Linked DNA regions of Homo sapiens: region 2 is linked to region 1. A link is a loop called in an ENCODE intact Hi-C map of the cell type or tissue named here. Cell type or tissue: natural killer cell. All regions are shown on one strand. Each heading gives the region's core, and the rest is flanking DNA. Links, peaks and the distances in the headings are about the cores only. Region 1 overlaps ZBTB20 (zinc finger and BTB domain containing 20). Region 2 has its middle 16 kb from the start of ZNF80.

The links. Hi-C counts contacts between places; a loop is a spot of excess contacts. Peaks named below come from ENCODE experiments on the same cell type or tissue, not always from the same donor. Only the 100,000 strongest peaks of a DNase experiment are listed, where the experiment ranks them.
Region 2: it touches region 1 in a loop (3-fold over the local background); 6 of 110 quality-filtered maps call a loop at or near these places.

Annotation. Positions count from the first base shown.
Region 1 is chr3:114,334,782-114,337,701 of GRCh38, reverse strand. ZBTB20 (zinc finger and BTB domain containing 20) reads left to right here. Exons shown (of 12, transcript NM_001348800.3): 12 at 1-2,920. Among named protein-coding and RNA genes, the nearest start is that of ZBTB20-AS1, 16 kb to the left of the region's middle. In natural killer cell, for the core only: CTCF peaks have their summits at 1,179 and 1,379; a DNase peak (open chromatin) is centred at 1,408.
Region 2 is chr3:114,220,391-114,223,310 of GRCh38, reverse strand. No RefSeq gene overlaps it. Among named protein-coding and RNA genes, the nearest start is that of ZNF80, 16 kb to the left of the region's middle. In natural killer cell, for the core only: no CTCF peak of the experiment used is centred there; a DNase peak (open chromatin) is centred at 1,570; H3K27ac peaks cover 2,273 bases.

The sequences.
Region 1 (2,920 bases), core at 141-2,640:
TTTTTAATTTTTCTTAATTTTTATTATTTTAAGTATTGCCTGGGTTGATGAGGGCCTCTGTGGCCAGCCCATCCCTGCTGTAATTTGAATTGCTGCTTTGTATTTTGATATGTAGTTCTTTGACTTTAGCAAGCTTAAGTTGCCCCACTGAATAATTTTTTCAACTGATTCATCTAGAATTCTGTTCTTTTTCATGGAAGAGACTTTATCTTTCAGAAAGAGATTGCTTGCTTCTCCAAAATTTCATTGAGATCTTACAATTCTAGAATTTCTATTGACTTTACTTTTTTTCTTAGTGAAACACTAATAGTCTAGAAGTCTTGATAAATGGGGTCTTTTCTTTTGTGATCAGCCAGGAAGAGGAGTTCACAAAACTCTGCCATAGCTCCTCACCCTTCCCAACTACAAAGAGCATCATTATGAGAAGCCTGTTATAGATCAAGATGCATTGATGCCAAAATTACTTTTTTCCTTCCAAATATCACCTTCTGACTGTTTCCACCATGGTTAAGAGGGCTGAATAAGATGATCATTCTTTAGATGACGAATTAACCCTTGCTTCTTCGAAAGGTTTTAGGGAAATTAACAAAAAAATTCCCAGATGCCAACAGCCACCATTCAAAAGACCACCAATCTATTGCATCATACCAGATGCCACTCTCTCTTCCTAGTAGGGATTTCTCTCCTCGGTCCTGATCAAGGTGTTATAATAGAGACATTTTCATTATAGACAGTGTCCTGAAGGGATTCCAGCTCAAATATAGGAATTCTTAAACCTAGCTGAAACTCCCAAAGTGATTTCATTGCTGGGCATATTTTAACATACTTAGGGGAAAGCAAATCTTTAAACAAAGCAAAACACCAAACTACAGTTTTAAAAAGAAGAAAGGAGAGCGTATTTTAGTTTCAAAATTACATTACATTTTAATTTAATTTTCCTTCTAATTTTCCTGTCAGCATTTTATTTACAAAAACTGTGCAGCAAACGAGGGAAAATCTTCCAACACAAACAACTCTGTAATGACTAAATTGGTTTTATTCATATATTTTAGACATTTGGTTAACTTGGATCTTTTTCATAAGTTCTTTGTGATGCTTTGTAAGGTTAGTGTAACTGAAGTGTTTGTGAGTTTGATTTGGTCCCACAGTGCTTAATTCAGTGGATATTTTGCTAGAAGTTTTAATGTAAACTTGGGTGGTTAACTGACTATTAAGTGTAACCTATTGTGATTTCTAAGAGGAGTCCTGCCAAGAACTGTATGTCCAAAACTGATCTGTTTTAACAGTTAGTGAGGAACAGCTTCCGAGATAAAGTAAGTTCATTTTTCTATTGCTAATTTTGCTTTTTAAAATAGCAGTGTTGTAAGACTAATATTTCCACTTACCACCAATAGAGGGAGCATTAATTAACTATGTCATGGAATTGTTTTGATATTTTGGAAAACAAGTGATTCCACCCATAAAATGAAAAGAGAAGATTGACCTTAAGAAAAAAACTCTTAAAGCTAGGAGACAATGACATGAAATCACTCAATACATGTTACAAATGAAAGAAGGCCAAAAGCCACTTTAAAATATTTTAAACTGTTTCACAGTAGATTTGAAAGTGTCTTTGTTCAAATTTAGCAAAGTAGGAAGAATTTTCACTAATACCGCCTGAAAAGTTGATCTTAGGTGCCATTATGGGCCACGTGTAGCTTTCTGTTTCTCAAATCTGAGAGAGACCCATTTGCCTTAATGCTGATTTGCCATGTAAAATGCTAAGCAATTGGGTTAGAATCCACCTTTTCTTTTGGTAGAACATGTAGAGAAAAAGCTGCAGGTGACTTGAAACCCTGAGGAGTCTATCATCCTTTCCCTGTAAAGGAAGTGTCTCTTAAAAAAAAGGGAGTGGGGGAGGAGGTGGAGGATCCCTAAAGAATTCTTAATGAGGTGATATAATCATTGTAGTCCATGACAAAATGGACCAGCCAGGTTTGCATAGCAGTAGACATATTCCTACTGTACATTTATCCTTCCCAAATATGTCACATTCTAAAATAGTTGACAAATTATTTTGTGGAAAGAGGAAGAAGCTGGATTGGAGTGGGAGATCTAATCTGGAGGAGCAAAGAGGTAGTTGTTTATTGCTATGTTCCTGGCCCATCAAATGGCCACTTTCCAAACTGACCCACATTTTAGGAAATAAACCAATCTGGACCTGTTTCAAAAGGATAGAGATGCTTTTAGATTGTCAATTCTCACTTTTAAGTTAAACAATCACAAATATCTTTAGAAATAGGGAAAGACATTTGCTTCAAAATCAAAGAATGAGTGTGGATCTTTTTAATTTTTTTTTGTTTCAAGTCCTACAGTCATCTTACATTTAGACCTTCATGGTAGGGTGATATGAGTGCTAAAAAAATTTCTTTCTAGTAGCCAGGAAACAGATAGATAAGATAAAAGCAAATGTTCCAGATTTAAGACTTCTTAGGATGAGTACAAGGAAGAGAGAAATAGTATGGAAAGGACATTTTTTAGCAATTTATAATTTTAAAATGGAATTTGCCAAACAAGGGAGAGGAAAAAAAGTCAAAGGGGAATTTTTATCTCAAGATATTTAGATATGGTTTATAAAAAAATAATATTTTCTACCACTAAAAACACTGGTATTATCTCAGCATCATGGGCAATTTTTCCTTATTACATGCCAATATTTGTACAAAAAAGGCCCCCAAATGTGTGAAATATAATCCTAAAAAAGAAAATAATTGGAACACATGGATCTGTTACAATTCTACACAGGGGGAAACAAGCTAAGCAAAGAAAAAAAATCTGAAATGAAAATCTCTGTATCAAAATGGTTTCCTGTATCTTTTAATTGAGAGGTAAACTTTAGCTCCTAATAACAGTTTTATAGACCGTTCTCTTCCCAAATTCC
Region 2 (2,920 bases), core at 173-2,672, 110 kb after region 1:
CACAATGTGCATAGCTTTTTGTAAGCTCTGACAAATGCTACATTAAGAAAACATATTTAGGTTTAACTTTGTCTGTGGCTTACCTATTAACATCCTGTAGCATTGAGTTGCCCCGCATACTGGTTTAGGAACTGCTACACCATTTATTCAAAGATTAATAGAGAGCCACAGCTATTACTGAAATGAGGGTCCTAGGTGATCAATTAGCTTAACTCACTAGCTAGCTGACTAGTTCTCATACACTAGGCTCAAAGCACTTGGATTCAAATATATACCACAGCATTTTATAAATGATATTTATTATATTAATACAGGCTGTGAATCTACTACACCATTACCCAAAGAATGTGTCTGTAACCACCTGAATCAGAATCATGCAGGGTTATTATTAATAATTCATGAAGATTCCCAGCCTCCATGGTAGAGATAGCAGATCAGAGAGCTCATCTTGGGGAGGAGACACAATAACATAAGATGCTGAGACCCAGTCCACTTAGTAGCCCACTATTTTCCCAATCCTAGGTGGAATAGTAGCCCACTATTTTTCCAATTCTAGGTGGAATTGTAGTCCACTATTTTCCCAATCCTAGGTGGAATAGTATTCCACTATTTTCCCAATCCTAGGTGGAATAGTAGTACACTGTTTTCTCAATCCTGGGCCTGCATATCATAGGTGTTTAATAGATTCTTATTGATTCTGCTGCTTTTAAATTCTTATGACCACTAAAGTTTGAGGACTGCTGGTCACCTATATAACAAACTACAGTAAGAGAAATAAGTATAGACAATAAATAAATGGTAAAAGAAAATAAGAGAGATAAGTATGAACAGTGTTAGGAGGGACCAAGTTAAAGGTAATCAATTCTGCATAGAAGGCTCTAGAAAGGCATTACAGAGCACATTATAGTTGAATGGGGTCATGCAGAATGTTTTGGAGCTAGCCAATCAGAAAAGCAACATAAAAACACCATCCATGGGAGAGCAGGCACTGGCTTGGAAAGGCAAAGATATCTTAGGTATCAGATATAAGCAAGTCTCCCATGAGAGCTTAGGGGCAGGGAGCAGAGGGCAAAGGTGAGGGGAACAGAAATATGTGGGAGGTGAAGCTATCTGTCATGACTGAGGCCATAGCATCTTGGATGTGGCCAAGATGCTCTGAAGCATCTTGGATGTGGCCAAGATGCTCTGAAGCATCTTGGATAGTGACAATGCATGTGTGTCTGCACCTGAATTCTTAGAGCTGTGATTGATCTCAAGAGCAAACTGGCATAGCTGCCATCTAAGCTAACATGAGGGAAGGCTGCTCTCAGACATGAAGCTCCCATAATGCTCACTTGTTTTTCGGTGTATAGTTGTCTTTATATGACCAACAGGTGACCCTTTTTACCTACTTCAGGCCTTTCCTGGTACATTAACCAGTCAAGTCAAAGAGCCTAAACATGCTGAGACCCTGAATCGGCCACTGTGGCTTTCAAATACACTGGATTGTCTGGCCTGTGATTTATCTGAAAACGAATCACAAATGGAGCCATGAGTCATTTTCAGCAACCGAGGCTTTAGCGTCAAACAGTAAATTCTGAGAAACCAATTTCCGCTGTGGGCAGAACCCAGCTCCTGGTGTCTAATCATTTGTCCAAGCCTCAGAATGGAGGAAGCTGATGAAATACTGTGACGGGTCCAGCCTGGACAGGATTTGCTTAGGGGATTTCAAAACTTGGAAGGAAAAGTGGAATCCCTTGTCCCTACCTCTCAGTGGAAAGGGGTGAGGACAGGCCCTTGGCGCACACATTCATTCTCCATTCCCAGAGAATTGGGCAGGAATAAGGCCTGCAGAAGAAAGGAAATGACTGCTGGACCACAAGAAAGGTGGGCAGGAACTGAAACAAAAGGTCATTCCAGATCTTCTCCCTGTGGCTCTCTCTCCTGTTCTCTAACAAGAGAAGAAAAGCAACCTGAGCAAGTCCAGCCTCTACTCTCCTCTTTGCAGCAGCTTGTTTCTGCCGCCAGTTGGGCTCTTTCTCTCCAGTCTCAGAGGAAAACGAGGAAAGCATAGCCCTTTGCTCACATCAATCTGTCTACCTGTGCCCCTGAGCTTGATCTTTCCACATCCAATAATAATGGCCAACACTTCCTACACCCTGACCACACCCTTTACACAAAGGGTCTCACGCAATACTCCCAACAGTCTCATGGACTGGAATACTGTTAGTACCTCCATGTTACAGAAGAGGAAACTATGGCACACAGAGGCGAAGTCATTCATCCACAATCATCATCCCCTGCATAGATGTAGAGCTGGAATGTAAACCCAGGTATTCCGACTTCGGAACCCATAGGCTTAGCCTCTACACTGCACTGCTTCCCAGGCAGAAATGAAGCTTAATCATAAAAGCTTCATTTACAGAACACAGGTTCTCTATAGGAAATTTGGGAAAACATAAAGAAGGCACAAAAAATAAATAAGTAAAAATCACCCACAATCCCACCACTTCTACCTTTTTGAGAAGGATATAAATTAAAAAGTGAGAATCCTTTCTTATTTCTGACTTCAGCACTCAAATGTATCCACTGTCCTCTCAGACTGTTTTCCTCTGTTTATACAATTACATATAGGCACATGCACACATGTACAGTGTTTCTTAATAAGACTGCACACTGCACAAGATTTTTTTGCACATTGCTTTTTTCACTTAATATAACACATCTATTCAAACCTTGTGAAATGACTGGTAGTAAACCACTGCTGCCGAACCATAATTTATTCAACAAGTGCTATAATAAATTTGTTTGTCCCTATATCTTTATATACCCATGCTAGTAGTTCTGTAAGATACATTCCAACAAGTGACTGGTAAGATGTGCATTTTCATTTTGCTAATTGTCAAATTACACAGGGAATCCTTAACTCTTTATAATGGCA